Linked DNA regions of Homo sapiens: all the other regions are linked to region 2. Evidence: chromatin loops called from intact Hi-C (ENCODE). Cell type or tissue: endothelial cell of umbilical vein. All regions are shown on one strand.

Region 1 (8,000 bases), 1.8 Mb before region 2:
ATTGCTCTGTCTAGAACTTTCAATGCTATGTTGAATAACAGTGATAAAAGTGGACATCGTTGTCATGTTTCAAATCTTAGAAGAAAGCCTTTCAGTTTTTCCTCATTCAGTATGATACTAGCTTTGGGTCTGTCAGGTATGGCTTTTATTATGCTGATGTATGTTCATTCTTTACCCAGGTTTTTTTACAGTTTTTTTAAATATATATTCTTATTATACTTTAAGTTCTAGAGTTTTTATCATGACAGGGTGTTGAATTTTATCAAATAATTTTTCAACATCAATTAAAATGATCATATTGTTTTCTGTCCTTTATTCTGTTGATATAGTATATCACACTGATTGATACGCCTATGTTGAACCATCCTTGCATCCTTGGGATAATTCCAACTTGGTCATGATGAAGAATCTTTTAATATATTTTTGAATTTTCTTTGCTAGTATTTTGTTAAGGATTTTTGCATAAATGTTCAACAGAGATATTGGCCTGTAGTTTTTTGTTTTATGTGTCTTTGTCTAGTTTTGATATCAGGGTAATACTGGCCTCATAGAATGGGTTTGAAAGTATTCCTTCTGCCTCTGTTTTTTGGAATAGTTTGTGTAGGATTGGCATATGTTATTTAAATATTTGATAAAATTCAGCAGTGAAACCACTGGGTCCTTGACTTTTATTTGCTAGAGTCATTTTATTATGGATTTGATCTCATTACTTGTCATTGGTTTGTTCAGGTTTGAATTTCTTCACAGTTCACTTGTATGTGTCGAGGAATTTATCCATTTCCTCTTTAGAGACTAATATGAGCAACGGTATGCCAATTTATTGGCATATAGTGTAGCCTCTAATGATCACTTGAAATTTTGCACTAACAGCACTAATGTCTCTGTTTTCATCTCTTATGTTATTTATTTGGGTCTTCTCTCTCTCTCTCTCTCTCATTTATTTTCTTCTTAAAAAAAGAGTTTTCAATTAGTCGACCTTTTGTATTTTTCTTTGTTTCAATGTTATTTATGTCCACTTTGTTCTTTATTATTTCTTTTCTTCAACTAGCTTGGCATTTCGTTTGCTCTTGCTTTTCTGGTTCTTTCAGATGAACGTTAGGTTGGCTATTAGGTTTTTTCTTTTTTCTTTTTTTTTTTTTTTTTTTGATGTGGGCACTTATAAACTTCCCTCTTTCTACTGCTTTTGTGGTATCCCATGTATTTTGGTACATGGTGTTTTCATTATAATATTTTTTCAACATTTAAAAAAATGTTATTCTTAATCTGTTCATTGACCCACTGGTCATTTAGGTTTATATCATTTAATTTTCTTGTGTTTTATAGTTTCCAAAATTTTTCTTGTTGTTAATTTCTAGTTTTATTCCATTGTGGTCAAAGAAAATACTTGATGTTATTTCAATATTTTTGAATATTTTAAGACTTGCTTTATGGTTGAACATATCACCTATCATTGAAAATTAGCCATGTGATGAGGAGAAGAATGTTTATTCTGTAGCCATTTGATGAAATATTCTGTAAATATCTACTAAGTCCATTTGGCCTACAGTGCACGTTAAGTCTGATGATTTTCTGTCCAGATGATCTGTCCGATACTGAAAGCGGGATGTTGAAGTCTCCAGATATTATTGTATTTGGGTCTTTCTCTCTCTTTAGCTCTAATGATATTTGCTTTGTATGCCTAGGTGTTCCAAGTGTTGGTTGCACATACATTTACAATTGTTATATCATCTTGTTGTATTGATCCCTTTATCATTATATAATAGCCTTGATAGTTTTTATCTTGAAATCTATATTGTTCATTATAAGCATAGCTATTCCTGCTCCTTTTTGGTTTCTAATTGCATAGAATATCTTTTTTTCCATCCCATTATTTTCAGTCTGTGTGTCCTTACAGGTGAAGTGTGTTTCTTGAGGCAACAGATAAATGGTTCTTTTTTCGTTGTTGTGGTTCATTTTGCCACCCACTCTATGTCTTTTGATTGGAGGATTCAATCCATTTAAATTCAATGTTACTTTGGATAAGTAAGGACTTACTCCTTTTATTTTCTTCTTTGCTTTCTGGTTGTTTTCTGGTCTTCTTTCTCTCCCTTATTTTCTTCCTTCCTGTCTTTCTTTTAGTAAAGGTAATTTTTTTTCAGGTGTTATGTTTTAATTTATTTATATTATTTTTTGTATCCGTTGTATGTTTTTTTCTTTATTTGAGGTCACCATGAGGCTTGCAAATACTATTTTATAACCCATTATTCAAACTGATGACAAGTCAACACTGATTGCATAAATAAACAAACAAGCAAAATGAAAGCAAATAAAAACTCCATATTTTAAACTCATCTCCCCGCATTTTAGCATTTTGTTGTTTCTTTTTATGTCTTACTGTGCTGTCTTAAAAAGTTGTTGTATTAATAGTTAATGTTTTTGATTGGTTTATCTTTCATCTTCCTACTCAAGATATGAGTGATTTAAACACCACAATTACTGTATTATAATTTTCTGTATTTTTATCTGCACTTACTATTACCCATGACTTTTATACCTTTAAATAATTTCTTATTGCTCCATCTTGTCTTTCAGACTGAAGAACTCCCTTTAGCATTGTTTTGTAGGACAGGCCTGGTGTTTATGAAATCCCTCAGCTTTTGTTTGTCTGTGAAAGTCTTCATTTCTCCTTCATGTTTGAAGAATTTTTTTTGCCAGATATTCTATTGTAAGGTAAATGGATTATTTTTTCCTTCAGCACTTTAAATGTGTCATGTCACTCTCTTCTGGTCTGTAAAGTTTCCACTGAAAAGTTTCCTGCCAGAAGTACTGGAGCTCCATTCTATATTATTTGTTTTGTTTTGTTTTGTTTCCTTTTGTTGCTTTTAGGATCCTTTCTTTATCTTTGATTTTTGGGAGTTTGATTATTAAATGCCTTGACATAGTCTTCTTTGGGTTAAATCTGCTTGGTGTTCTATAATCTTCTCTTACTTCAATATTGATATTTTTCTCTAGTTTTGGGAAGTTTTATGTTATTATTCCTTTGACTAATCTTTCTACCACCGTTTCTTTCTCTACCTCCACTTTAAGGTCAATAACTACTACATTTGCCCTTTTAAGGCTACGTTTTTAAATCCTGTAGGTGTACTTCATTGTTTCTTGTTCTTTTTTTTTTTTTTTTGTCTCCTTTGATTGTGTATGTTCATAGAGATTGTCTTTAAATTGACTAATTCTTCCTCCTGCTTGATCAATTCTCCTATTAAGAGACCCTGTATGTTCATCACATTTCTCGACTCCAGAATTTCCACTTGACTCTTTCTAATTATTTAAATCCCTTTGTTAAATTTATCAGATAAAATTCTCAATTCCTCCTCTGTGTTTTCTTGAATTTCTTTGCATTTCCTCAAAACAGCTATTTGAATTATCTATCTGAAAGGTAACATATCTCTGCTTTCCGGGATTGGTCCGTTGTGCCTTATTTAATTCATTTGGTAAGATTATCTTTTTCTGGATGGTGTTCATGGTTGTGGATTTTTGCTGGTGGCTGGGTATTGAAGAGTTAGGCATTTACTGTAGTCTTCACAGTCTTGGCTTGTTTGTACCCTTCCTTCTTAGGAAGGCTTTGCAGGTATTTGAAGGGACTTGGGTGTTGTGATCTAAGTTTTTGGTCACTGCAGCTGTATCTACAGTAGAGGGCACCTCAAGCCCATTAATGTAGTTCTTGCAGACTTGTAGAGGTACTACCTTGGTGGTCTTGGATACAATCTGGCAGAATTCTCTGGATAACCAGGCAGAGGCTCTTGTTCTATTTCCTTACTTTCTCCCCCTAAATGGAAACTCTCTCTGTGTGTGCCAACCTGCCTGGAGCTGGGTGTGGGGTGACAAAATTACCCCTGTGACCACCACCACTAGGACTGTGCTGGGTCAGACCTGAGGTCAGTAAAGCACTGAGTCTCGCCCAAAGCCCGTTGTAACCACCGTTTGGCTACTAGCTGTGTTTGCTGAAGACCCTAGGGCTGTATGATCAGCTGGTAGCAAAAGCTATTCAGAAGTCTTTATGTCCTTCCCTCATGGCAGAAAGTGCCATGGACTTGGGGTCCTGGGCAAATCCAGAGATGCTCTCTGAGAGCCAGTACCTGAAGTCAGATACCCAAAAAAAACACATGATGTGTTATTTCACTGCAGCTAAGCTGACATCAAAATCACAAGACAAAGTTCTTCCAACTCTTCTCTCCCATTTCCTCAGGCAGTGAAGTCTCCGCTTGTGTCTATCACCACTTCAGGCCCATGTGGACTACTGCCAAGGTACTGCTGATGTTTGCTTAGGGCCCAAGGTCTCTTCAGTCAGGTTGTGGTGAATGTTGCTAGGCCTGCTATCACTGGGCAGAACTCAACCTGTGTTCACAGAGGAAGCATTTATGCCAGCCCTAACCAGCGAGGACTCACCTATCCCAGTGGTTGGAACTTAAGTTTTAGCAAACCTCATTTCCATGAGCTACAGTGCTCTGGGGTTCTAAATAAACTTGAAAGGCTCTCTAGGCCACAAGGACTGCAACTCCTAGGCAAGTTCTAGTGCCGTATTGGGCTTGGAGCCAGTAAACTTGTGGGGCATGTGACCCAGTGACACATTCACTCTTTGGGGCAGTAGGCTAGTCTCTGGCCCAGAGTAGGTTCAGAAATGCTGTCCAAGAGCCAAGGCCTGGAATTGGAGGCCCCAAGAGCCCACTTAGTATTATTTCTCACTGTGGCCAAGCTGGCACCTAAACTGTAAGACAAAGTTCCCTTTATTCTTCCCTCTTATTTTCTCAAGAAGGAGGGGTCTTTCCTAACAGCCACCACAGCTGTGAATATGCTGGGTCACACTTGAAGCCTACACACCTCCGAGTCTCACCCAAGACCCATGGTTTGTACTAACTAATTACAACTGCTGATTATTCAAGACCCAAGAACTCTTCAGTCAGGTGATAAATCCCACCAAGACTGAGTCCTTCCTTTCAAGGCAGTTATGTCCCTTCTGGCTCAGAATGTATCTAGAAACATCATTTGGGAGCTAGAACATGAAATGGGGTCCTAACAACTCTTCCCAGTGCCCTATACTACTGTGGCTGAAGTAATATCCAAGTTGCAAAACAAAGTCCTCTTTACTCTACCTTCTCCTCTCCTCAAGCAGAAGGAAGGGCTGTATTTCAGAGCTGTGTTCTGATTTGCCAGGGTTGGGGGAGTAGTGGTGCAAGCCCTTTTTAAACTGTCACTGCTCACATCTCACTGGGTCACATGCCCCACAAGTTCACCGGCTCCACGCCCAGTATGACACTATGACTTGTCTAGGAATTGCAGTCCTTGTGGCCTAGACAGCCTTTCAAGCTTATTTAGAATCCCAGAGCACTGTAGCTCATGGCAACGAGGTTTGCCAAAACTTACGTTCCAGTTTCTTGGATAGGTTGATCCTCTCTGGTTAGAGCTGGCATAAATGCTCCCTCTGTGGGCTCCCTCCAAATTTTGCCCCATGATAATAGCACTGAGTTCCCGCAATTGCTGAACTCTTTGTCGCCTAAGTGCACAGATTCTGTCTGCATGCTACTGGGCCACTGCTAGAGGATGAGGAAGTTGTGATGTAAGTGCTTCAAGACTGTTTTTCCTACCCTCTTCAGTGCCATGTCCAGCAGTGTGAAGTTAAAACCAGGTATTCTGATTGCTCACCTGATTTTTGGTTCTTATGAAGGTGCTATTTTGTGTAGATAGCTGTCAAATTTGATGTTCCTATGGGGAAGACAATTGGTGGATGCCTCTATTTGGCCACCTTTCTCCCTCCCCTCCGTCTCTATCATATTCTTTCAGTATCTGAAATAAAAATACTTGCTGATATATAGTTAGAAGACACATTCTGTTTCTCTGCCAGTGTAAATGGTCTGCTTTATTTTCTAGTCCATCATTTGTAATTTTCTGAGACAGGAATTAGAATAATTTCCTTTGCATACACAGTCATAAATTAGAAATTATACAAATGATTTTCATTTATTTTACTTTTAAATATTTGTTTTACATGTGTTTAACAAGAGGAGAAAATGTTCTTATACACAGATGCATGGCAAGGCATATGTCAGAAGATCTAAAAGTATTTTATTTTTATGGTTTAATACAAATATTTTAAAATGTCTTTGTTAGACATTTCATGTTTGAAAGAAATCCACTAGTTTTGCAGATCCCTTTTACTAACTATAAAATAATCAGAACAGAAAAGTAAACTTTTTTCTCAATATTTTATTTGAAATTTATAATAAATATGAAACTGCTCTTAGTAATTCTAATTAATGTATCTTTCTATTGGTTATATCATAAACCATATATTTGCAAACAATACCACTTCAAACTCAACTTAATCACACTCCATAATAATTACCATAGACAATAGTCATTTTAATATTCTACTAGAACTGTATTATCATTTGCACAACCTACTCACATAATAATTATTTGAAAGTAAATAACTATGAAATTCTAAAACATCTTCAATGACCTTAATTATTTTATTACAAGTTATAATCTTATGATACAAAGATCTAATGGTTTACCTTTGCCTTACTCATGAAAATAATGAAACAAACTATTTTTATTATACATATGAAAGTATTAATTTGATATTTAAAATAAAATCTAATGGTTTACCTTTGCCTTACTCATGAAAATAATTAAACAAACTATTTTGATTATACATATTAAAGTATTAATTTGATATTTAAAATACATCTAATATTAATATATTATGCAGTATGTCCATTTTTTTTAAATGCTACTATATGTGATATTTGCCTCAGAGGTAAAGAATAGAACATATTAAATTAATGTCTTGACCCATAATTTATCACAAACTCCATATGTCAAGTATATAGTGTACCTTATTTTTATTAAGTCAAAATTGATTTAATTGAACTATGTCTTTTTATTTGTAGCCAATTATCATTCAGTCAAATAATTTTGCTTAAAAATTACTAGTATAACTACTCGGGTATATAAGAATTAATTTTCTTTACATCAAGAGTAAGGCTTGTCAATATGAGTTGGAAGCACGGATAGGCTTCTTAATAATTTTTAACACAGATTTGAGTCAATTGACCAGTATAACACTTTCCTGTATTCAAACCTTTAGTTTACCTGTGGCATTTCTATACATAAAAAGGTCTTACCAGGATTCTTAATGGCAAAACTTCATCCATTGTCTTATCAATTCATATGATCAAATTTGACCTTGCTTCTTTGTTTATTTCAGAATAGTATTTGTTCTTTACTTAAAATGACTTAATCTAAATTATATGTTAAGTGATTATAAAGGAAGAAATCTGATTCCATTTTGGGTTTCTTTCTTGTCCTGTCATCTACAGGCATAGTGAAAGTCTTACAAGCTTAATAACTTAAATATTCTCCACTAAATACCTTATTTCTCTCCAAATCATTAGTTCTCCTTTCTGTGGATGTGTAGTTCTCTTTTCAAGAAGAAAGCGTGAAATCTTCCTGAAGATAAACTTGTTTTGTAGTGTTAATAAAATTCTGGTCTAAGTGCCAGTACATTATGAAATCCAGATTTCTGATCTGTGTTTTTTTTCAAAACAAATAATTGTTTTACTAAAATTCAGTCTGGTCTGAATATCAACTTCTACCTCATACATTTTTCAAATCTTTGCTAAATATGTTTTTATCTAGCAGTATTTTTTCATGTTGATATCTACTAAGCCAGTCAGTTGTTTCTTTCTTACCCTTTTATATCAAACCTCTCTTAAAAATTTAACTAGCAACCTGCTTGAAAATAGATTTACTAGAAAACAGTTTCATGTAACATATCAATTCATATGACTAAAGTGTAAACTATAGTTCACTTCTGAATCAGTGGACTTTAATCATCATTCGTATTTGTTAGTCGATAGCAAAATATGTTAGAAGTTAGCGTTTTCATTTGAAAAATCAGGTTAATATAAACTATTATTATTGATTAAACTTAATGAATAAAAGTAAACAAAAAACTTTAACAA
Region 2 (8,000 bases):
GCAGAGCCAAGAGAATTACCATGCATATTGAATCAGACAGTAGGAGAAAAAGAGAAGGCAGAAATAATGAGACAATTTTCAACTAGAGCAACTGAAAATATAAAGACAGAAGGGGAAGGAGGTCTCTGGATGCAGGTTGATGGGTTCCTGAGGGCGGTGGAAAATCAGAAAATCTATCTCTGGAAACGTGAAATTTAAGATTGCTATTACATAGACAAGTGAAGATGTAGAGTAGACAGCCTGGACTAGAAATTATGTGTATGTGACAGTTTTTGATAGATCAATTGATTGATTGATTGGCAGAATGATAGGCAGATACACACAGACAGGTTTTTAAGGTCATGTTACTGGATAAGATTACTAAGGCAGGAAGTTTAAGTAGCAAATAAAACAAAAGCAAGGACTGAGTCGTAGAGGAAGGCAAGTTAAGATGAGGAAATGGCAAAGAAAACTAAGATAAAGTTACAACACATATACATAAAAAATTGCCCAAACAAGAAAACGTTCTGTCCCTCCTAACCTCAAAGGGCTGAAACATCTTCACAATGTTGCCATAAGTTACCCAAAGATAAGGGGAAGGCACCCGGCTAGAACTGGGCACCATTGTCTCACCTTATAAGAAACACGAAACTACATGTTCCAGTCATCTCAGTGGACAAACTCTTCTAGCTCATTCCAGGAAAGGGTGTCAGGTTACACTGAAGATCAATAACTCAAATGTGTGATCACGAGATAGAACTAGTTCAGTCACCAAAACATTCATATTCATTCAACGAATAATGACTGAGAGCCAGGTATGTAAGTCACTGTCCCAGGTGATGAATTCGGAGTTCTTATTAAATTCAGAGCCTATTTCTCAGACTACAAATGCAAAAGCATCCATAAGTAGGCCGGGTGCGGTGGCTCATGCCTGTAATTCCAGCACTTTGGGAGGCCGAGGCAGGAGAATCACAAGGTCAGGAGTTCAAGACCAGCCTGACCAACATGGTGAAACCCCGTCTCTACTAAAAATATAAAAATTAGCCGGGCCCAGTGGCACACACCTGTAATCCCAGCTACTCAGGAGACAGAGGCAGGAGAATCATTTGAATCTGGGAGGTGGAGGTTACAGTGAGCAGAGATTGCACCACTGCACTCTAGCCTGGGCAACAGAGCAAGACTGCATCTCAAATATATATATATCCGTAAGTATACACTATAATTATATAGGACCCTTTACAGTAATAGCAAAATGTTTTTGATCACTTAGTATATGCCAAGCACTATTTACACAGATTGCATTTTACAAAGATGACCACAAAAATATCTTCCACCCATAGGTCCTCCTGCAATGTGACCTTGCCCATTCTTAAATGAAGTCTAGTTCCCATTTCCTTGGCATCTAGGCTGGATGTAGTGAACAGCTGGTAACTAAAAGAACATAGGGAAAGTGACTTCCTGTGAAATCTGAGGCTAGGTCAGAAAAGCCACACATCTTCTACCTCGTTGTTTGGAATGCTTGCTTTCCACATACCCTCTCTGAAGATACTCCCTCTTGGAGCCCAGTCACCATGCTGCAAGAAGCACACACCAAGTGGAGAGAACACATGTGTAATCCCCAGTGGACACCACAGAGGAGCTTGCTATTCAAGTCATTACAACTACGTGTGTATATAAGGAACTCTGCACATGATTACACCACCAGCATTTGATGCATCCCTGGCTATTTGAGCCTTCTGGGCTGAGGTACCAGATATCCCCAGTTCCTAAACCACAGAATCTATGAGCATAATACAATAGTTTGCATTTTATTCCACTAAATTTTAAAAGTGGTTTATTAAGCAGCAATAAATGACTGGATAAAGTTCGTTAACAGTTTTTATCATATAATTTCATTTAATCTTCTAGAGAAACCTATTAGCCAGTTATTATTCTCTGCATTTTACAAAGGGAACCCAGCCTGAAAATAAAATGATTAATACAGCTAATAAATGATAGAGCCACCATTCAAACACAATTACAGAATTGGAAATTGTAAAGACAGCATTATTATACATCCTTTGGGTAAGAAAATTCTGGTAGGCACTGAATAAACATGAAAAGAATATATAAAATAACCCATATTTTGAGATTTCTGTAAACAATGTAAGAAGTCAAAACACATATATGTGACAACTGCTCTTATCTCAAAATCTTTAATTCAACAACTGGGCAAATGGTGCATTTATTCATTAATCAGACTTTCAATAAGTGGCCCCTGGGTGCCTAACATTGTATTAATCAGAAAACCAGCCAAAGGTATAGGCAGAGAGAACAAAAAGTAGTGTAATGAAAGAGAGGGAACTTTCACAAATCACCCATTTGTCCTCTATTCTGGAAGTAAGGTATCTGAAACACTTTGTTAATAAAAGAAACAGATTTGTATTGTTAAAGGTTTGTGGAAATGATTCATCAAAGTGATACATGACTCATGCACAGAAAACTGGATTTTAAAAGAGTACATAAAGTATGGAAGAAATAACCAAAATATGTATGTATGTTCCTGGATGGGAGAGGAAATAAAGGAGAGATACAGAGAGGAGAGTATGCATGGGATTGTTTCTGCAAAGAATAAATGTGTGGCAGTTAGCATTGTGCATGTTTAGAGCAATGGTTTATATGCATAGATTTAGGATTCTACTATCTATATTTTTTAAATATCTTTCTACAAAATCTACATAGATTGTGAAGGAGAAACAGTTTTTCTCATATTCCTGGGAAGAATAAAGATCACCTTTGAAGACACAGAAAATGTTCATATCTCTTCTAGACTTTCAATGTTAAATAGCTCATTTTTTAAGTCAGAAAACATGAAAAAGTCCATGAAAATGGCAGTTAGAGCTGCAGTGCCCAGATTCTATGCTGCCTCTCAGTTTGTCCAGTGAACATCATGGGAGACTTTGTGTTTGGTCAGAATGCATTATCATTACCTGTCTTTAATCTCAACTCATTTAAGATCTTAATTAGTGGAGATAGAAAGTGTGTGCAGGTGTGAGTGTGTGTATGGGTTATTTTAGCATATTGATATGTAGCAGAAATGAGATCTCAGTCAATTCCATTTTCCAGCTTTACAATGGAAATTTAAACACTGTTTGTTACAATGTTGCCATTGAAAATATTATTCCAATTTTATACAATACAAATTTATTTATCTGAAACATTTTTCCTTCGAAGAAACTAAACTACTCACAAAAGTGTTCATTAACCCACATAACTCCAAGATACTGTGTCTTTATTTAGCTGAGCATTTGGTTCTTGAAAAGTAAGTCTTGTTGGCTCAGATGTTAGCATTGCAGCATTATTTGGAAATAAGCAGAAGGTTTGTAAACAGGGGGTTTAAAAAACTTAAAACTTAAACTTCTAGCTGATGAGGGAGTGCCAACCAGCGTATGGAAAGATCAGTGTTGAGTCTAATTTTATTTGGTTCAGTTTATAGATGCGGTGAGTGAGGAGATGGAGAGTTTTGCAAGTACAAGTTAATGTTAATATGCAAAGTGGTTAAGATAATGTTTATCTCTCTAATCTATTAAAATTATTTTACTCCACACCCCAAGAAATAGGAAGAATAGTAATCATTTCATGATAATATTCACATTCGTGATATTAGCAAGTTAATGATGAATTTATACTCACTGTTATTGATCAAATGTGATTGATAACAATATTAACTAGAAAATGCTCACTTTGGGACCATTATTTAAAGTACATTCTGTGTTCTGTGTGGCTTTTTTTTTTCATTCTCCTCTGTCAGTATGAAATGCCTGACATTCATTCATGAAGCATTTCTTAGATTCCCATTATGTGCCAGGCTCTCAGAGGCAAAAGCAAACAAGATACAGTTCTTTCCTCAAAGGATGTACAATTAAATAAAATATGGCAGGTTAGAAAATAAATATGTCCACTGAAAAGGCATAGATGCTGATATAAAACTGTGTAAGGAAACAATGGGGCACAAACTATAGAGCAAGTAACAGGTTTTACCTGGGCAGGCATCAGGAAGTGCTTTAGTAAGGAAGGAATTTTTGAGTGGCCTCTGAACAGGAATGTGCGACAGGGAGCAATTCCAGGAAAGGCGTGGAGACACAGAATAACCCAGCAAGGTTTCTCTGAAGAAAATAATCTACTGCTTTGTGTGGGTTCATGTGTGTGTGTGCTATATGATATATAGATAACATTACATATGACATATATTACAGATACTACTATATGTTTTATACATGACACACATCCATAATATGCGTAAATATATTTATAAAATCAATATACACAATAAATGGTTGTCTGTATATACATACATATACACACGTCAATAGATACATATATGGATTTTGTGTTGTTTAGAGCAAAGTAGTCACATTTTCATCAGCCTCTGGAATGCTATGATCACACATCCCTTCTTCGGCCCTCCCTTTCTGATTTGCTCCTCAGTTTAGTCGTTTAAAATGCTTACCAGGTGTGCTCTCACATTTGACAGCAAAATAGTACCCAGACCCAGAAAATATTTGAAATTTAAATTTTTAATCCTGTTTTTAAGTCATTTACATGAAAATCTAAAAATATCCTTTAAAAGAACATTACCCTATCGTTTTCTTAGAAGAGAATAAAACAGTACAGTAACTTTAGGTACTCTGGCGCCACCTTGTGGTTTCTTTTCATATGACACTGTCCCGGTAAATATTTTTTTAATTTGCTGTAGAAAACTTTAAAAATACTATATCCAGAATCTACAAGGAACTTAAAAAAAATTACAAGAAAAAAATAACCTCATCAAAAAGTGGGCAGAGGATATGAACAGACACGTCTCGAAAGAAGACATGTGTGCAGCCATCAAACATGAAAAAAAGCTCAACATCACTGATCATTAGAGAAATGCAAATCAAAACCACAGTGAAGTACCATCTCACGCCAGTCAGAATGGTGATTATTAAAAAGCCAAGAAATAATGGATGCTGGTGAGGCTGTGGAGAAGAAGAAACACTTTTACACTGTTGGTGGGAATGTAAATTAGTTCAACCATTGTGGAAGACAGTGTGGCAATTCCTCAAGGATCTAGAACCAGAAATAACATTTGACCCAGCAATCCCATTACTGGGTATATACCCAGAGGATTATAAATCATTATACTATAAAGACACATGCACACGTATGTTTATTGCAGCACTATTTACAATGGCAAAGACTTGGAACCAACCCAAATGCCCATCAATGATAGACTGGATTAAGAAAATGTGGCACATGTACACCATGGAATACTATGCAGACATAAAAAGGAATGAGATCATGTTCTTTTCAGGGACATGGATGAAGCTGGAAGCCATCATTCTCAACAAACTAACACAGAAGCATAAAACAAAACACCGCATGTTCTCACTCATAAATGGGAGTTGAACAATGACACATAAGTGGGAGTTGAACAGGGACACAGTGATGGGAATAACACACACTGGGCCTGTTGGGGAGTGGGGGCGAGGGGAGGAAACCTAGAGAATGGGTCAAATAGGTGCAGCAAACCACCATAGCACACATATACCTGTGTAACAAACCTACACGTTCTGCGCAGGTATCCCAGAACTTAAAGTAAAATAAAATTTAAAAAATACTATACCCCAGCATCTGTTCAACAACTATTTCTTAAACATTATATTGGGATCGGAAATATCATTCGCCACTAGGTTTACAAAACAAATAATAAGTGGACATTTTTAAGGGGCTTAATTTCTGGTATGTATTTTGAAGACAGGCCTAGGGCTGAGATACAGACACAATATATTGTTACATTACCCTTTCTAGAAGTGAGAACATATCTGTATTTTATCATCTTTGTAGCAGATTTTTTTTTAAAAAAGTCACCTTTTGGTGACCAGCTGAATGATATCATCTGTTTGAGAAAGCTTTAGAAGCAGTTCCTGGAAAAAGGCTATACAATGAATTATTTTTCTCACTGAATTTTCCAGAGTGCCACAGCAACAATGGTTCAGCACTGTTAGGAGGTAGATCATTTCTCTGCACTCACACGTCAGAAATCCTATGGCACACAAGAGTGGACCACTGACTGCATATCCCACTTCTCATAGTGCTCTTGAGAGCAGTTCCGTCTTTCTGTGAGATACCATATAATAGACTTCTTAGAAACAGGCTGTTTTGGCTCATACTGTGTTTTTACTAAATGACTTCAGAGTGGGGAAAAACCTTTGCCTTGAACTTGGGAAGATGCATAATGAATGGATAGGAAATAGCCCCATAGAAAGCCACTTAGTAAATATGCAGGTCTGACGGGGTACTGGGTAAACAACTCTGTGAAAAGACAATGAAATTCCATGGAATAATCCTATGATTCTATCCAAATTAAGACAATTCATGAAACAGAAAACATTTTTTCTTTCATTTTTCTTTGGCTCTTGGGATCATCTGACATTGATTCAATATAATTTTGTTACAACACAAATACATTAAATAATTATATTTCAGAAGGAATCAAAACAATTTTAATTAGAAAACACTTCTTGAGGACTTTCACTATCCTGAGGATGTTAAAAAATTATATTGACTGCCTCTTCTTGCAACTGTCAAGAGGCTAAGAATTTAAACAAGCAGTTGATTATTTTGAGATCTGCAGTACCATCTTTTCCAATGTTTAATCAAATTGTATAATTGTCATTTTAGAGTAAAAAAGAGCATACTGGTGTCATTTAATGATAGTATCAAGAGCAGAACTCATTTAAAATTCCTTTATCACTCCCTACCCCCAGTGTTTTTCTCTCTTGCCCAGAGTACTTAAAAACTACCACACACCTGTTTCTGCCTCTCAAGTAGGGACATACCAGACTATGCTGTCAATTGAGGAAGACTTTGCCCACTTCAGTTGCCTTACTTGGTAGTGGCTACTTAGCACTCCTTAGATCAGCATTCCCAGTCATCCATTTTTGACATTTAGAAAGAAATAATTATTCACTGTGAAGCAGTGTCTTATACATTGCAGAATATTTAGCATTCCTGGGTCTTATGTGTCAAATACCAGCAGGATTTATCAGCCTTTATTAGAAAACAAAACATTTTCATGCATTTTCAGATGACACCCTGGAGGCTTAGAGCATGAGTACTGACACAGATATGAGGGAAATACTCATTCATTTATTCAATAAGTCTGTCAAACATCTGTGATTATAAATCAATTAACATATTAGGGGTAACTTACTATCTAGTTGGAGAGACAACAAACTAAACATGAAATCACACTTTCACTTATGTAACTTATACACACAAAGTGTTAATAAAAAAAATATTACTGGTAAAATTAGAGAAGGCTATAGAGAGGATGAAAAAAATATTACCTCAGTTTTGAAGGACCTAGAAGAATAGCCCAAGAGAAGAAGAGTAGAACATTTCAGTCACGAGGAATAGAATACGCAAAATCTCAGCTGTATAGAAGAAAATTAGAAATAGCGAGTGTCATTCCAGAGGGACTGAAACAATAAATAGGTTTTGGAAGAGTGATTAAGAGAAGATATTAAATGGCAGGAAAGGGGAAAAGCGAATGAAAAGGAGAGTCGTAAAAGGCAAATTTTGAGCCACCTGTGAAATATGAACGATTTTTGTGTTCCTCTGATTTTCCAATCCTCCTATGGGATTTTACTCTCGTCCCATCATAATGCCTATGAGGGCGAGTGATACCAAACTCTCTTGTCATGCCTGACCCTTCCCCTGATGTTCACATGACATTTCCACTCTCTGCTCCCCATGTTTTTAACAGTTCTGCCCCAACCTCAGACTTAAAAGGTCTATAATGAACTCCTTATCTCTTCGTCTGAACTAGGTTTTGGCTTCTCTGTCACTATTTCTATATTAAAGTCACTAACTTTTTTCTTTCATTCAGATTTCCCTACTGCCAGTTACTGTCTTCTACTTGAATTTTCTTGAACAATATCTCATCTACAAATTTTCCTCATAGATTTCAACTGTTATAACTCAGGAGCCCATTCCTA
Region 3 (8,000 bases), 1.7 Mb before region 2:
TGGGCATTACATTTGATATACCCATTTTATTTTCGCTGGATTGTCATGCAAGGCTGCTGCCAAACTGCTTACATAAATCCATAGATAAGTTGTTTTCTAGTAATTCCCAAAGTTACTAATGGTGTGTCAATTCTAGGGATAGGACAGTAAGTGTCAGGGTTGGTTGCAACATATAATTATGTATTATTCATCCAGAAGCTAATTGTGCCATCCAGTTGGAAAATAAGAACACTGAGAATCCCCAGAGCCTATAGAGACTAATAATCCTTGTTTTTACAGCAGTTCAATCTAATTTCTAATGTCACCTAACAATTCTGGCTAGGTTTTCAATATGGCAATTTTTTCTTACATTTGCTTCTAAACTCCATGACAGATAAATCAGTTTTATCTGTCATGGAGTTTAGAAGCAAATGTAAGAAAAAATTGCCATATCGATACCTGGTTTTCCTTTGAGTATGTCTTCAGTGATCTAGATATGGACAAATTGCTCCTCTTTACTGACATTCTAAGACTTGGTAGTTCAGCGGAGCAATAGTCAAGCAAAGTTAGAAAGGTTCATATTGCATGCTAGCAGGGTGAATATTCACTAGACAGAAGAGCAATCTGTGGATTTAGTAAGGAGGATCATTCTCTGTGAATAGTAATGTCTAGATCTGAGACAACATTTTATATAGTCAGCAGATTCTTTGGAAAAATTGAAGTGTTTTATTTTAAAATCTGAATCGAGATTCATATATAGATTCATATAAAGAAAAACATATATACATCTTTTTACAACCATAATCTTAGTATTTTCCCCAAATTAGGAATGTGTGCAGTACCCTTCTGCCACATTTTTTAAAAAAAAATTTCCCATCTGTTCATCCTCGAAAACTCAAATATCTCAGCCATACCTAACATACCACAGGCTCACATTTCGTGATTGCAGGTGAAATACTTCCTATGGTGATATCAACACTTTTCTCCTGCCCAGTGCCAATTCTTATTCTCACCACATTTCAAGAAATACTGTGCTCCTCCCTTTAATCAGTTTGAAATTCCTAAGGTGGAACCAACTGGTAGGAAATTTAAGACCAGTGGAAATGTATGTCTATATTTGGACAGTATCAAGAAATACTGTGCCATGTTGTGTCAATATTTTTTCTAGCACTTCATTCTAAATCGTAATAGCTATCTATAAAATATTTGATGAGTTTAAAAATATATAAAAATAAAAGCTTTATCTTGAAAATTTTGTAATTATATATGCAAACAGAATATATAGATTGAATGTTCATCAGAAAAGTTATTTTAAGGACTATTTCCTAGGCCTCTAGGAATATATCAGTTTCTTCCTCTACATATTTAGCCACTCTTATTTGTTGCAGATAGTATGACTATTGCATTTATCTTTAGAAATATCCATCATTAGATGGCATGCTACATATGATTGTAGATTTTTATCAGAAAATATGTGTAATTATCTTAGAAATAATGGTTATAGTAGTTAAACATTTATTTTTTTAATTGTTAACTTTATTCAGACTTACTCAGGGACTGAAACTGAGCTCTACCAATGTAAACACCAAAAAGTGTGGAACAGGGGGAATGCAGGAATCTAAAATAGGGAGAAGGGAAATATAGGTGTTAGAGACAAAAGAGACAGGCATGTTTGGATACTTATTCAAAGGGGTCTCAGGCTTGTTCTAAATGTGATCTCAATGAAAAAGAAAAATTTTTCTGCTTCTTTTGAGCACCAAATCTATGATTAAGAATTTGCTCCTTTGGATTCTAGCCTAAACCTGTAATATTTTTCAGCTGTTTGAGGGCACAACTGGAACAGGGGTTAAAACACAAAGTTAAAAATACCATCCGATTTTGGTGTTCTGAATTCTAAATTTACTAATGCCTCCCTAGACTGTAGCTAGGTTGATCATAGTTGACGTTCCATCAAAATATATATGGTGCATTTCATATTTGCTCTTTCACATATATAAATATATCATAGTTTCTGGGAATTGCATTAAATGTATGTAAAGATATCTACAGTGTTCCTTATGTTCTGGGAGATTTATGAAACTACATGAAATATAATTTAAATGTTTATTTTTATATGTACTTTTACTGTATTTGATTGTATGTTTAGTCTTTATTACATAATTAATAAACAATATAGATCAAAATTGGTATAATTGCTCTCTGAAACATGTTTCCATTTTCATAAGAGACTATACATTTTTAGGGACATCATTCATATCTAGAACTCTCTCATTTTCCAAAGAGAATTGCCATGAAATTCTCCTTTAATGATTGTTTATTTCTTCTCTACAAAACACCATGACAACATTTTCATTTCTATGTTTATTCAAAATTATGATGATTAAATGATCCTGAATATAGTAGAATATAGTGAAAATCAATAGGGTGAAATTCTTCATAATCATCAGGAAATGAGCAAAACATGTGATAACCACATAATCATCAAAAATGGATCAAAATATATTATCAAAAATCAAAATAGAAAATAATATATAATCTCATGATACACAATTTCCTTGTTATTTTTAAGCTCATGCATAAGTGTAAATGATTGTTCTTTGCTTGTTTTGTTTTTATTTCAGTGCACTTATATGATACTCATATAATTAAAATTATAGAAATAGATCTGTAAATGTAGATTAATATAAGTAATCACTTTTTAGTGAGTTTTTGCACACACAATTTTTCCAATTACAGTTGTCGCAATTCCGATTTTTATATGCTCATTCTAAATTGTTACTCTGGCAATTGGTTCCTAAATATGTTAAATTAGAAGCATTATTTTCTGCCAAATTCTATCAGTTATTATTCTTCAGTCTTTAAGATATTGTAAGATATTAAGACGACTGGCCTTTCTAGCTCAGTAGCTCAAATAAAAGGGAAGAGTGCTTTTTTTTTTTTTCAAGTTGAAAGCATTTGAGAGTGGGAATAATTCCAACAAATGCAGCTGAAGTGCTTATCCAGTTGTCAGTTTGATTCTATATCATTTTGTTTGTTTTTTATAACTATGTTTATAGATTGTTAGCATTTGAAAGCACTCTACTTGCTAGGAATTTGATAAGTGATTAAAAATTTGGCAAATGTTTTCTCCAAGAGCTTCTAAATAGATTCTATAAACAAAGCCAAACAAAGTGAGGTGCAGTGTGAATGATGATTTACCCTAATCGTTTCACACTATTTAATGAGTACAGTAAGAGATATGTTTAGGATATTTTTTCCTTTCCATGAGGCATTGGGAAATATATGAGTATATAGCTGTCTTTCCACAAGAGGGCTTCATCTTTCAAATCAGCATTATCATACTTACTTGGAACTATGCCCAGAAAAGTCTATTGCTTGTTAGTTTATTGAATCAAGAAGAGTTTCTACTGGAATATTTGATAACTCTTCTGGAGAAGAATTTGTGGAAACATAGATTTGTGTATATGTGTATATTTGGGGAAAATATAGGCCTACATGTTCAAATATTATTTACATACATATGTTTGAATTATTGACACATATATGATTATAATTTTATAATCCTATTATTCTACAAGAGATTCTTTTTCTGAAGAAAATTTTTAGACAACTGTACTAGTTAGGGTTCTCAAGAGAAACAAAGCCAACAGGATCTATATATCTTATAAATTTCATTCCCTCCCTCTGTGTGTATGTATTTGTTTATGTACATATATGTGTATATATGTGTATAGATACACAAGCACATATGTGTATGTATGTCTATTTATCTACAAAGATTCATTATAATGAATTTGCTAATGCATTTATAGAGACTGAGAAGTACAATAATCTGTTGTCTGTGGGCTGAAGACTCAGGAAAGCTGATGGTGCAGTTCCAGTCTGAGTATAAAGTCCTAATTACTATGAGTGCTGATGGTGGTGTAAGTCCCAATCCAAGGGTGGAAGAAGACCAATGACTAAGCTCAAACAGGCAGAGACAACACATTATACCTCTTTTGCCTTTTTGATCTATTCAGATTAGATGATTTCCACCCACATTGAGAACGACAATCTACTATACTCCTATACTCGGTCCACTGATTCAAATGCTAATCTTATCAGAAACACCCTCACAGACACACCCAGAAATCATGTTTGATCAAATATGTAAACATCCTGTTCTTAAACCAATCTGGATGACACAAAATTTAATCATCACAGAAGTTCATTTTCAGTTTTTATATACCAGAATTTTTAAGGTAAATTGTTGACTCTAAGATGTTTCTCTCCATATCACTCAACAATCATTTTTTATTTTACATTATATTCACTAGTATATTATTTTTTAAAATTATCCATATCACTTGCTAGTCAGTTATGCATTATTAACTTGATGGTTATATAATTATCATTAAAACAGTATGTTCCAAGCCTTTTCTAAAAAAAATTCTTTATCTCATATACTCCATGATTACGTTAGATGTTTATTATAACAGGGATAAGTACTATGTGTTAAAACTAGGATTCAAATTCTTGTTTTGTGGGCCAATTTATTTAAAATTATTTACAGAAAGAAGCAAGCATTTGAATAATGTTTGTGCAGGAAAATAAGAAAAATGATTTAGATTTTTGCCCAGTTTACAGGGTTAATAGAGAATCAGAAACAAATTGAACATACATGTTGATGTTATAAATTGCATTAATATAATTTAACACCACTTGTACACCATGTATACAGGTTTGGAAAAATATTAAAAATTTTAATAAGTGCTTTTCATAAGATAAATATGGCTACAATTTTATTTTAGTAACATCTATCTATATATTTCATAGAAGTTGTCTATAAAATGTTATAATTTGGCCTTGTATATGGATTTTCCAAAGCTACTATACAATGAGATTGAAAGAAAATTTAATTTTTATAAGAAGTGTTATTAAGTTTTTGAAATAGAAGAATATGTAATATTGATGGTTAATATTGAATGTCAACTTGATTGGATCAAAGAATGGAAAGTATTGTTCCTGGGCATGTTTGTAAGGGTGTTGTTAAGGAGATTAACATTTGAGTCAGTGGACTGGGAGAGACAGACCCATTCTCAGTCAGGGTGGGCACCATCTAATCAGCTGCCAGGGTGGCTAGAATAAAGCAGACAGGAGAAGATGGAAGAGAAGACTTGCTGGGTCTTCCAGCCTTCATCTTTCCCCGATGCTGGATGCTTCCTGCCCTCAAACATCAGACTCCTAGTTCTTCAGTTTTTGGATTTTTGAAATTTACGCCAGTGGTTTACCAGGATCTCTTGGGCCTTGGCCACAGACAGAAGGCTGCACTGTAGGCTTCTCTACTTTTGAGGTTTGAATCACCACTGGCTTCCTTGCTCCTCAACTTGCAGATGGCCTATGGAGGGACTTTACCTTGTGATCGTTTGAGTCAATTCTCCTTAATAAACTCTCTTTCATATTACACATATATCCTATTAGTTCTGTCCCTTTAGAGAACCCTAACTAATACAGTAACACTTGTAATGATACATGAAACTATGTTTTTATTTGTGAACAACCAAGCTAGGAATCCTAATTTACAAACTGTAGCTTGATTCTTGAGATGCCATATCATTTTGAAGCCACAGTGATGACTCTTTGTGTTATAGATAGCATTAATTCACTGATTTCTTTGCCATCACATTTACAATCTTCTACTCCAGTCAAACAGGCACATGGCAGTCAGACTAATCAAGTCATCATATCAGTCTTCTCTTCTTTACCTGCTAACTTTTTCTTGTCATGCTCAGAATAAAATCCAAACACCTTATGTGATCCATGGAACTCTGCACGATCTAGCCTCTGCCTGTCATGTTCATTTCTTTCTCTGCCAATTTCTTTCTTGTTAACTCTGGTCCAACCATGGCTACTTTTGTCCAAGAAAGCATATTGACCACTTGAAGTGAAATATGCCTAATCAAGATTAAGATGGAAGTGTAAATGCACAATTTCAAAGCCTTTATACAAAAAAAAGTAAAATAGCGCAGTAATAATTTTTGTATTGAGTGCATGTTAAAATGGTAATATTTCATGTTAAACAAAAATATATAATTCAGATTAATTTTACCTGTTTTAAAACATGTATCTTTAAAGTGGCTACTAAAACATATACAATTACATATGTGATTCATATATGTGGCTTATATTATGTGTCTCTTCTAGAGTGTTATAGTAGAGGATTGAAAAGTAATTGCCAAATTAATTAACAAGCTATATTTTCCAAGCAAATTGTGAAGAAAAAAAGGCTTTGGTTGTTTTCAATTGGGAAAAAACTTACCAAATGTTATTAGGAAATACTCTTTTCCATGTTCATAACTCTTTGCTGTGTTACTTCTCCATTTTAGGATGTCTACTTTTAACTGTTTTATGTGAAGTGAAATTTCGACACTAGAGAATGGTACACACTACTAATTTCAGCTCTGGGAAAGAATAAAGACATAAGATAAATGCTCATTGTAGAGAAATAAAGTGCTCATTGCATGGAATATATCTATAAGGAGCCAGTTTAAGCAAACTGGGGGAAATATCAAAGAAAAAAATACACTAGGAAAGTCTTTGCCTCATTTATGTATGAGATTTTTTTAAAATTATACTCAGACATTGCCAGATTTAATTTCTGTGCCACAAAGTCTCTCTGTAATCTAGATTAGGATTTAGGACAAATTGACAAAAATATTGAGAGAACATACAATACCTGTTCTCGATGAGTAGAGAGGCTTTGCTAGAGAACAGATATGATATGTTTTTGTTTCACAACATTGCCAATATCAAAATGTTATTTCCATTGCAAATATACATCAGATTTCACAGCCAATATTATTTTCAATGTAGTGTCAGACTATAATTTGTGTATGTCTTTTTCTGAGATACAAAAACCTCTGTCAATCTGTACCTTATAGATTTAAGGAACACGTGATGTTTATTGAATACCTCATCTTGAAAAAATTCCTTTGAAAAGTCTATCAATTGCTTATTTTAAAGTTGTTTTTATTTATTCATTTTTATAAGTTTGTATTGATAATAAATGTACATATTTTGGGGGTACATGTGATTAGGTGACACATTCTTATAATATGTAAAGATGGAATCAGAGTTATTGGGATATCCATCAACTTCAATATTTACCTTTTCTTAAAGCTAGGAAAACTTAAATTCTCTTCTAACTATTTTGAAATGTACAATAGATTAATGTTAACTCTAGTCCCCCTACTGATCTATCTAATCATTTTTTAATGACAACTTTTAAGGCAGAAGTATTCAACGTAACTTTGTTTACTTTCCTTGGTTCTATACTGAATATTTAGTATATACTGAATGAATATTTTAAGTTCCATTAAGAATTTATGTAGTGTTCACTTAAGAATTTACTTAGTGTAGGCTTATGCATACTTTTATTGTTTTTAATCCAAATGTAAAAGCTATGAATTTAGGACCAGTACAAAAAAATTATATTTTATATTATAGTTTTAGTGACAGTATTTAAGGCACAATTATTAACAGTGTAAATTCATAATTTCCCAATAATTTATGGGCAATTTATACCAATAGTCATAATTTTCATGAGACATTTTTGAATTTTTAAAATGGAAAATTGATTGATTGATAAATAATAATTTAAGTATTCTATTACCTTTTATACCAATTAAACATTTATTTCATTTCAAAAATATTTTAACTTGTTAATGTTAAGTGATATTTATTGAGAATATAGTGCTTGTTCCACTTTGAAATTATTAATACTATTATTATTATTATTATTATTTTATGTTTTGCAAACTTATCAGGACTTATAGTCCTGGGGAGGGAAGTATAAGATTCATTGACTATCTAAATATTCCATGCCAGGCAACCAGAAAACATCTCACTGAAGTTTCACAACAACACTATTAGGTGGAAATTATAACCATCATTAAAATATATATAAAGAAAACTGATGCTAAGAGGGGCTAAGTAACTTAGCCAGATATAAACCTCTCACTGGCAAGTAACAACAGCAATTT

Evidence for each region. Hi-C counts contacts between places; a loop is a spot of excess contacts. Peaks named below come from ENCODE experiments on the same cell type or tissue, not always from the same donor. Only the 100,000 strongest peaks of a DNase experiment are listed, where the experiment ranks them.
Region 1: a loop joins it to region 2, with 4 times the contacts of the local background. A loop is called at or near these places in 4 of 110 quality-filtered maps.
Region 3: it touches region 2 in a loop (5-fold over the local background); 2 of 110 quality-filtered maps call a loop at or near these places.

Annotation. Positions count from the first base shown.
Region 1 is chr1:190,630,022-190,638,021 of GRCh38, forward strand. All of the region lies in intron 1 of LINC01720 (long intergenic non-protein coding RNA 1720), which reads left to right. Among named protein-coding and RNA genes, the nearest start is that of LINC01720, 9.1 kb to the left of the region's middle. In endothelial cell of umbilical vein, no CTCF peak of the experiment used is centred here; no DNase peak of the experiment used is centred here.
Region 2 is chr1:192,441,389-192,449,388 of GRCh38, forward strand. No RefSeq gene overlaps it. Among named protein-coding and RNA genes, the nearest start is that of RGS21, 130 kb to the left of the region's middle. In endothelial cell of umbilical vein, a CTCF peak has its summit at 4,661 (motif pointing left); DNase peaks (open chromatin) are centred at 2,403 and 4,623; H3K27ac peaks cover 2,120 bases.
Region 3 is chr1:190,751,675-190,759,674 of GRCh38, forward strand. The region is part of intron 2 of LINC01720 (long intergenic non-protein coding RNA 1720); the gene reads left to right. Among named protein-coding and RNA genes, the nearest start is that of LINC01720, 130 kb to the left of the region's middle. In endothelial cell of umbilical vein, no CTCF peak of the experiment used is centred here; a DNase peak (open chromatin) is centred at 3,317.